Regions from separate parts of the Homo sapiens genome. Here region 2 is linked to region 1. A link is an interaction called in ENCODE POLR2A ChIA-PET data of the cell type or tissue named here. Cell type or tissue: PC-9. All regions are shown on one strand. Each heading gives the region's core, and the rest is flanking DNA. Links, peaks and the distances in the headings are about the cores only.

Region 1 (5,358 bases), core at 829-4,828:
CATCTAGATGGTGGTTATGCTAGTGTGTTCACATTGTAAAACTTACTTTTATTTATTGGTTAGATAGATAGATAGATAGATAGATAGATAGATAGATATTTTTTTGAGACAGTTTCATTCTATCACCCAGGCTGGAGTGCAGTGGTGCCATCTCAGCTCACTTCAACCTCCACCTCCTGGGTTCAAGCGATTCTCCTGCCTCAGCCTCCCAGGTAGCTGGGATTATAGGCGTGTGCCACCACGCCCAGCTAATTTTTTGTATTTTTAGTAGACAGGGGGTTTCGCCATGTTGGCCGGACTGGTCTCAAACTCCCAACCTTAGGTGATCTGCCCACCTTGGCCTCCCAAATTGCTGGGATTACAGGCATGAGCCACCACACCTGGCCACTAAAATTTTAAATTTAAAAAAAAAATTTTTTTTTTTTGAGACGGAGTTTCCCTTTTATTGCCCAGGCTGGAGAGCAACGGCGTGATCTCAGCTCTCCGCAACCTCCACCTCCCAGGTTCAAGTGATTCTCCTGCCTCAGTCTCCCAAGTAGCTGGGATTACAGGCATGAGCCACCACACCCGGCTAATTTTGTATTTTTAGTAGAGATGGGGTTTCACCATGTTGGTCAGGCTGGTCTTGAACTGCCAGCCTCAGGTGATCCGCCTGCCTTGGCCTCCCAGAGTGCTGGAATTACAGGCGTGAGCCACCACGCCCGGCCAAAAAATTCTTAATAGAACTGGGAGGCTGGGTGCAGTGGCTCTCATGCCTGTAATCCCAGCACTAGGGAGGCCAAAGTGGGAAAATCACCTAAGGTCGGGAGTTCAAGACCAGCCTGCCCAACATGGCGAAACCCCATCTCTACTAAAAATATAAAAAATTAGCTGGGCATGGTGGTGCACACCTGTAATCCCAGCTACGCAGGAGGCTGAGGCAGGAGAATCGCTTGAACCCAGGAGGCAGAGGTTGCGGTCAGCCGAGATCACGCCACTGCACTCCAGCCTGGGTGACAAGAGCAAAACTCTGTCTCAAAAAAAAAAATAGAAGTGGGGTCTCCCTATGTTGTCTCAGCTGGTCTTGAACTTCTGAGCTCAAACAACCCTCCTGCCTTGGCCTCCCAAAGTGCTGGAATTTCCAAGCATGAACATGCCCGGCTGTGAAAATTAACTGATCTGTATGCTTGAAAGTTGTGCATAAGTTTTGATATACATATACCTTAGTTTTTAAAAGTAAATTTAAAATTTTTTAGTTAAAAAAAAAAGGAAAAACATGTTAATGTCCTCATAGCTTTAGGTCCTTTGCCCTCTTCTCTCATTCTACACAGTCTTCTTAGGTGCTTTTGTTTTATTTTTTCTTTGAGTTAGGGTCTCCCTCTGTCACCCAGGCTGGAGTGAAGTGGTGCAATCACAGCTCACCGCAACCTCAACCCCCTGGGCTCAAGCGATTCTCTCACCTCAGCCTCTCAAGTAGCTGGGACTACAGGCATATGCCACCAAGCCCGGCTAATTTTTGTATTTTTTTGTAGAGACGGAGTTTTGCCATGTTGCCCAGGTGGGTTTTTGTTTCTGTTTCTGTTTTTGTTTTTTTGACAGCTGCCCACGTGCAGGTGTTTCTGGCTCTACAACTCACTAGCAAGTTACTTAATTTCTCTAGTTCTCAAGTTTTCTCATAACTAAAACTGGGATAGTACTTCCCTTTCTGGGTTGTGAGAATTGAATGAGATAAATGAAGTAATGGGATAATGAAGTAAACCAGTTAGAAGTCTAATTGGCACGTAGTAAGTGCTCAGTAAATGTCAGCTCAGTAAATGATGATGATGGTACAAAGCACTTAGCACAGAGCCTGAAACAAGAGCTCAATACACTTTCACTCTTAGGCTGCACTCATGTGCACACTGATGACACCCATTGTATATCCCAGACATCTTCTCCCTGGAGCTCAGATCCATGTATCCTGCTGTCTCTGGATCCCTCCCCCTAGTTGTCCTACAGTTACTTAAAGCTGACCTACCCAACAAAGAGCTACTCTTGCCCCACAAATAAGCTGTACCTCCTAGGTTTCCTATCTCAGTTAGTGGAAGAGCCATGACCTAATTGCTTAAGCCAGGTGCAGTCCATTACCTCACCCTGTCCAGAGCTCCACAAAGCAAGTATTTTACAAATGCATGGATTTGTTTACATGTGCATCTTTCCTCACTAGACAAAAGTCTCGTGAGAATATCATTTTGGTCTTATTGCTAATACCGTTTAGGAATGTATTCCATTGCCAAAAATAGAAAACCCTAGCAAAAGTGGCTAAATACAAGTTTATTTTCTCATCGGATAAGAGGTCTGAAGGTGGTGAGCCTTAGCTCAGTGCTCAACAAAGTCATGAAACATACAGGTATGTTCCATCTTTCTCTTGCACCCTTTGCAACGTGGCTTTTGCCACCCTCTTGTGCAACTCGTGATTGTAAGGTGACTGCTGCAGCTCCAGAAGGAGGACAGAGACAGTGTCCTGTTTCTTCTATCACACCAGCAAAAAGACTACCAGAATCTGCCTGCCTGCCAGTAATGAGTGGAACAGACCCTTTCCTGCACTCATGGTTTTTATAATCTAGTGAGAGAGAGACATGAAGCAAGTGCTTGCACAAAGAAAGAAAATTATAGGCTGGGTGTGATTCACACCTGTAACCCCAGCTACTCCTGAGACTGAGGCATTCGAGGCTGCAGTGAGCTATTATGGAGCCACTGCACTCCAGCCTGGATGACAGAGTGAGACTCTTATCTCAAAAAAAGAAAAATTGCCACAAAGTTGTGCTTGCTATGAAGGAAAAGAATAGGGGAGAACACCTTTAGAGTGACTTGCCACCAATGGCAGCAGGATTTGGAAATAAAGCTATCATGGCATAAAGTGTATGCCATGTTCCCAGTCCAGGGTTTCCTTTCCTAGAGCTTCACTTTATCCAGCACTCAGCACAATGCCGAGCACATGGCAGGCATGACATAAGTAATCATAATGGCAATATTATTCGCTTAAAAAGTTAACTACACCTAGGCCAGGTGACGTGGCTCACGCCTGTAATCCCAGCACTTTGGGAGGCCGAGGTGGGTGGATCACGAGGTCAGGAGATCGAGACCATCCTGGCTAACACAGTGAAACCCCGTCTCTACTAAAAATACAAAAAATTAGCCGGGCGTGGTGGTGGGCGCCTGTAGTCCCAGCGACTCAGGTGGCTGATGCAGGAGAATGGCATGAACCTGGGAGGTGGAGCTTGCAGTGAGCTGAGATTGCGCTACTGCATTCCAGCCTGGGTGACGAAGCGAGACTCCGTCCCCCCAAAAAAAAAAGTTAACTACAGCTGGGTGCAGTGGCTCACTGCTGTAATCTCAGCACTTTGGGAGGCTGAGGCCAGTGGATCACCTGAGGTCAGGAGTTAGAGACCAGCATGGCCAACATGGTGAAACCCTGCCTCTACTAAAAATGCAATAATTAGCTGGGCATGGTGGCAGGCGCCTGTAATCCCAGCTACTCGGGAGGCTGAGGCAGGAGAATTGCTTGAACCCAGGAAGTGGAGGTTGCAGTGAGCCGAGATCGTGCCGTTGCACTCCATCCTGGGTGACGAGCAAAATTCAGTCTCAAAAAAAAAAACAAAAAACAAAAAACAAACAAACAAAACAAAGTTAACTACATTTATTGAGCTGTTATATTTCAAACACTGTGCTAAATGCTTTATATGCACAAAAATTGTTTACATTTAGATATATGCTATCATTAACAATGTTCTTTTTAATAATATAATTTAATGATTTTTAAATAAATTTACAAACGCATGCAACTATCACCCAATCCAGTTTTGGAACATTTCCATCACCTCAATAAAATCTACCACCTCAAAAAGATTACCCGTGCCCAGTTATAATCAGTCTCCATTCCCACCCCCAGCCCCAGGCAATTATTAATCTATTTTCTGTCTATATAGATTTGCCTTTTCTGGACATTTCATATAAATAGAACCATAGACTATGTGGTCTTTTGTGTCTGGCTTCTTTCACTGAGCATAATTTTTTTGAGAGTCACCCATGTTGTAGCATGCATCAGTATTTCCCTCCTTTCTATTATTGAATAGTATTCCACTGTAGTGTTGATTGATGTTTGGGTTGCTTCCACTTTTTGGCTATTAGGAATAGTGCTGCTATGAACATTTACATGCTAGCCTTTGTGTAAATGTCTGTTTACATTTCTCTTGGGTAGATAACAAGGAGTGGAATAATTGCTAGGTTGTATAGTAAATTTGTGTTTATCTTTTTAAGAAACTGCCAAACTATTTTCTAAAGTAGCTGTACCATTTTACATTCCCATCAACAATACATGAGGAGTCCCATTTCTCCATATTCTTGCCAGCATTTGGTACTGTCTATCTTTCTGATTATAACCATTCTAGTGGGTGCCAAGTAGTATTTCACTGTGGTTTTAATTAGCATTTCCCTAATGACTAATGATGTTGGGCATCTTTTTATGTGCTTATTAACCATTCATATATCCTCTTTGGTGAAATGTCTATTCAAACCTTTTGTCAATGTATTAATTGGGTTGTTTGTCTTCTTATTATTGAGTTGTAAAAGTTATTTATGTATTTGGATACAGATCCTTTATCAGATGTAGGCTTTAAAAATATTTTCTCTCCTTCTGTGGCTTGCCTTTTCATTTTCTTTAGTGTCTTTTGAAGCACAAGAGTTTTCGTTTTGATGAAGTTCAATTTATCAGTTTATTGTATGAATTGTGGTTTTGGTGCATTGACATTAACATTTACATAGTTCTGCTCTGCCCCTAAAATATGTCCAGAATTCAACACTTCCCTTCACCTCCACTCCATCACCCTGCTCCAAGCCATCCTTAGCCTGAATAGGATAATTGCCACAGCCTGCTAATGTCTCTGTATCTCTGCCCTTGCCCCCTGCAGTCTCCTCAACACAGCAGACTGATTCTTTTTAATTTTTTAAAAAATTATTTTCTACGCTGGGCATGGTGGCTCGAGCCTGTAATCCTAGCACTTTGGGAGGCCGAGGCAGGTGGATTGCTTGAGGTCAGGATTTCAAGACCAGCCTGGCCAACATCTACTAGAAATACAAAAATTAGCCAGGTGTGGTGGCATGGGCCTGTAATCCCAGCTACTCAGGAGGCTGAGGCAGGAGAATCGCTTGAGCCTGGGAGGTGGAGGTTGCAGTGAGCTGAGATCTCGCCACTGCATTCCAGCCTGGGGAATGGAGTGACACTCCATCTCAAAAAACAAAAACAAACACAAAAACAAACAACAAAAAACGGGTTTTCTAATTTTTTTTTCAAGTGATTCTCCTGCCTCAGCCTCCCGAGTAGCTAGGATTACAGGCGCC
Region 2 (4,000 bases), core at 1-4,000, 110 kb before region 1:
TGACTGGACGTGGTGGCTCATGCCAGCAGTTTGGGAGTCTGAGGTGGGAGGATCGCTTGAGCCCAGGAGTTCAAGACGAGCCTGGGCAAACATGGTGAGACCCACTCCTACAAAAATATAAAAATTAGCCAGGCATGGTGGTGTGCACCTGTAGTCCCAACCACCACATGGGAGGATGAGATGGGAGGCTTACTTGAGCCCAGGAGGTGGAGGTTGCAGTGAGCCGTGATTGTGCCACTGCACTCCAGCCTGGGACACAGAGCGAGACCCTGTCTGAAACAAACAAACAAAATATTGTGAGGGAATAAGTGAGGAAGAAGAGCCAAGGAAAAAATATTTAGTCTATGAAACAGGTGGGTGAATCAGGGGCTTCAGATATCAAGTATTGTTACTGAGAGCACAAACTTTGAAGACAGGAAACCTTTAGTTAAAGCTTTGTCTCTGTTAGTGATCAACCCACTTAAAATTGTTTTCCCACCTGCAAAATGGAACAAGAGCAGTCCCCACTTTACCAGTGTGATCTCAAAAAAGGCATTAACTTGTTGAGCCTCATTAGCCTTACCTGTAAAATGTGGAAATACTATCAAACATACCTAGTAGATTAAATAACATGATGCATGCAAAGCGCTTTAGAACACTGTGAGCTCCAAGCACATAGTTGAATGTTCAAAAAATTTAGGCCGGGCGCAGTGGCTCACACCTGTAATCCCCGCACTTAGGGAGGCCAAGGCAGGAGGATAGCCTGAGGTCAGGAGTTCGAGACCAGCCTCACCAACATGGTGAAACCCTGCCTCTATTAAAAAGACAAAATTAGTCGGGTGTGGTAGCAGGGCCTGTAATCCCAGCTACTGAGGAAACTGAGACAGGAGAATCGCTTGAACCCGGAGGTGGAGGTTGCAGTGAGCCGAGATCGCGCCACTGCACTCCAGCCTGGGTGACGAGAACCTCCGTCTCAAAAAAAAACAGAACAAAAAAAAATGTAACCAATTACAACCTCGTAAGGTTGCTAGATTATAACGACCATGAGAGTAGGACAGGCCTATATTCATCTTTCTATCCCAAAGACCTGACACAGAATACGCCAGGAATACTCTAACTGCCAATTAATGTTTACTGCTGTTGATTTTGAGCTTCCTACAAATAAAGTGTGGGATTGACCTATCTGTATACATATGCATTTGAGTGTGTCTCTGTGTGTATGTAAGTGAAAAAGATCATCCTTATATACTTTCCATCTTCATGTAGGAGTATATGAAGATCTACCTTAGCCATTTCAATGGCTGCAGAGTATCTGTCAAATGGACATGCCATTATTTATTTACTCAATCTTTTATTGTTTCCATTTTTTTCTTATAAACAATGCAATGTGCACACCTGTACATATATCTGTGCATGCTTGTTCTGTATTTCTTTAGGAAGTAAAACTGATGGATCAAAAGGCATGTATATTTATACTTTTGAATACACACTATTATATTGCCTTCCAGGAACCCACTTATATTATATAAAAATAATGGTTTACTTATGCATGTACAGGGCATTATAATTCTAAACTCTTTGCCAGCATGAAAGGTACTGCCAATATGGAAAAATAAAATAACAATTACGTACCATCATTCTTTTATACTTTGTATTTCTTTAAAAAACAGTGAGAATATTTTTGTAAATAAACACTAACCACTTATAATTTTCCTTCTGTGAAATTAAGATGTTCCTGCATTTTATCAATTTTTCTATTTAAGTGTTGGTTTTTCCAATTTATACAAGCTCTTTATATATATTAAGAATATCATCTCTCTGTCATATATACCAAAAATATTTTTCCTGGCTTGTTGTTCATCTTAACTTTGCTTAGAATTTCTAGAGAATTTTTTAAAACAGAAGTTTTAATAAAAGATAGCTTTTTTTTTTTCTTGAGACAAAGTCTCACTCACTTTATCAGCCAGGCTGGAGTGCAGAGGCGTGAGCACAGCTCAGGCATGAACATGGCTCACTGAGCCTCCTAAGTAGCTGAGACTACAGGTGCACACCACCACGCTGGGCTAATTTTTTTTTTTTTTTACTTGTTGTAGAGACAGGGTCTTCCAATATTGCCTAGGCTGGTCTCAAACTCCTGGGCTCAAGAGATCCTCCTGCCTTAGCCTCTGAATGTACTGGGATTACAGGCATTAGCCACTGTGCTGGGCCAAAAGATAACATTTTTCATTCTTTTATGGTTTGGTATCAAGCGAATAAAATCCCTTTCTCAACCCCAATATCATATTCTTTATTGTTTTCTAGTACTTTAATTTAGTTCTTTATAATTAAATATCTAATCTAGCTGAAATTTATTTTTGTCTAAGGTGTATATTTGTTTTACTTACCTACTGATGGAAATTTAGGTTGTTTCCAGTACCTGGCTATTGTTAATAAAGCTGCCACCAACATTTGTTTACAACTCTTTTTGTAGGCAAAGGTTTTCATTTATCTTGGGAAGTATGAGTTGCTGAGTCATGTACTAAACATATGCTGAACTTTAAAAGAAATTGCCAAATTGTTTTCCACAGTGGTTGTACCATTTTACACTCCATTTGAAAACACAAGAGAGTTGCTAAGTTGAAGCATGCTAATCTTTAAATTTCAGCAATTCTAATGGGTGTGAAGTGGCATTTCACTGAGGTTTTAATTTGCTTTCCCTGACGTCTAATGATGATGAATCTTTTGAGGTGTGTCTTAATCCACTCTGTGTGCTATAACAAAATACCTGAGACTGGGTAATTTATATTGAAAAAAAAGAAATTTATTTTCTCATAGTTCTAGAGATTCTGAAGTCAAAGATCAAAACATTAGCAGGTTTGGTGTCTGGAAAAGCCCCAGTATTCTCTTCCAAGAGGGCACCTTAAAACGGTGCATCCACAGGAAGGGAAAAACACTGTGTCCTCATATGGCAGAAGGCAGAAGGGGCAAAAAGGGACCAAACTCTCTCTGTCAAGCCCTTTTTATAATGGCATTCATTCATTTATGAGGGCAGAGCACTCATGACCCAATCACTTCCCAAAGGGTCCCATCTCCCAACACTGTTGCACTGGGGATTGAGTTTCTAACACAAGAATTTCTGGAAGGGACAAGAACATTCAAACCATAGCAAGGTGCTTATCAGTCATTTGTAATTTTTTTTGTATGAAATATCTGTTCAAGTCCTTTGTCAGTTTCTTTTTGTTGTTCATTTTTTTGTTTGTTTGTTTAAGATGGGGTATCACTGTGTTGTCCAGGCTGATCTTGAACTCCTGGGCTCAAGTGACCCTCCCACCTGGTCTCCCAAAAGTACTCTGTCAACTCCTTAACTAGGTTGTTTGCCTCCTTATTCAGTTGTAAGAGTTCCTTATATCTTCTGGATCCAAGTCCTTTGCCCAATGTATCTTGTCAATATTTTTCCCAGCATGTGGCTTGCTTTTTATTTACTTGATGGAACAATTTGAAGAGCAGAAAGAATCTCAATGGATACAATTGATAAATATTTCTTTTATGGTTAATGCTTTTTGTGCTACCACAACAGCATGAAGATTTTCTCCTTTTCTATAAATTTTACACTTAGGTCTACGATCCACTTAAAATTGATTTTTGTATATGGTGTGAGGTAGGAATTGTGGTTCCTTATTTTTCTATATAGATATCTAGTTATTGCACCAGAGTATATTGAAAAGACTCCCTATCCCACTGAATTATGTTATTACTTTTATCAAAATTCAATTGACTACATATGCATGGTCTATTTCTGGACTCTATTCTGTCTACTGATCTTTCACCAATACTGTATTGTCCTGATTACCACAGTAAGACTTGAAGTGAAGTAGTGTAAGCTCTCTAACTTCTACTTTCCAAAGTCTAGATTCTTTGTGTTTTCATATAAATTTTAGAATCAGCTATTGATTTCTTTTTTTAAGCCTGCTGAAATTTTAATTAGGATTGCATGAATCTATAGATCAATCTTGAAAGAATGAGGATCTTCACTTAAGGCCAG

The links. ChIA-PET counts read pairs that join two places held together with the same protein. Peaks named below come from ENCODE experiments on the same cell type or tissue, not always from the same donor. Only the 100,000 strongest peaks of a DNase experiment are listed, where the experiment ranks them.
Region 2: POLR2A ChIA-PET joins it to region 1 with 5 read pairs; 6 of 35 experiments call an interaction of 5 or more read pairs at or near these places.

What each region holds. Positions count from the first base shown.
Region 1 is chr1:43,642,092-43,647,449 of GRCh38, reverse strand. No RefSeq gene overlaps it. Among named protein-coding and RNA genes, the nearest start is that of KDM4A, 5.4 kb to the left of the region's middle. In PC-9, for the core only: no CTCF peak of the experiment used is centred there; DNase peaks (open chromatin) are centred at 2,659 and 3,269; H3K4me3 peaks cover 246 bases; H3K27ac peaks cover 1,104 bases.
Region 2 is chr1:43,748,795-43,752,794 of GRCh38, reverse strand. All of the region lies in intron 2 of ST3GAL3 (ST3 beta-galactoside alpha-2,3-sialyltransferase 3), which reads right to left. Among named protein-coding and RNA genes, the nearest start is that of ST3GAL3-AS1, 23 kb to the right of the region's middle. In PC-9, for the core only: no CTCF peak of the experiment used is centred there; no DNase peak of the experiment used is centred there; H3K27ac peaks cover 1,099 bases.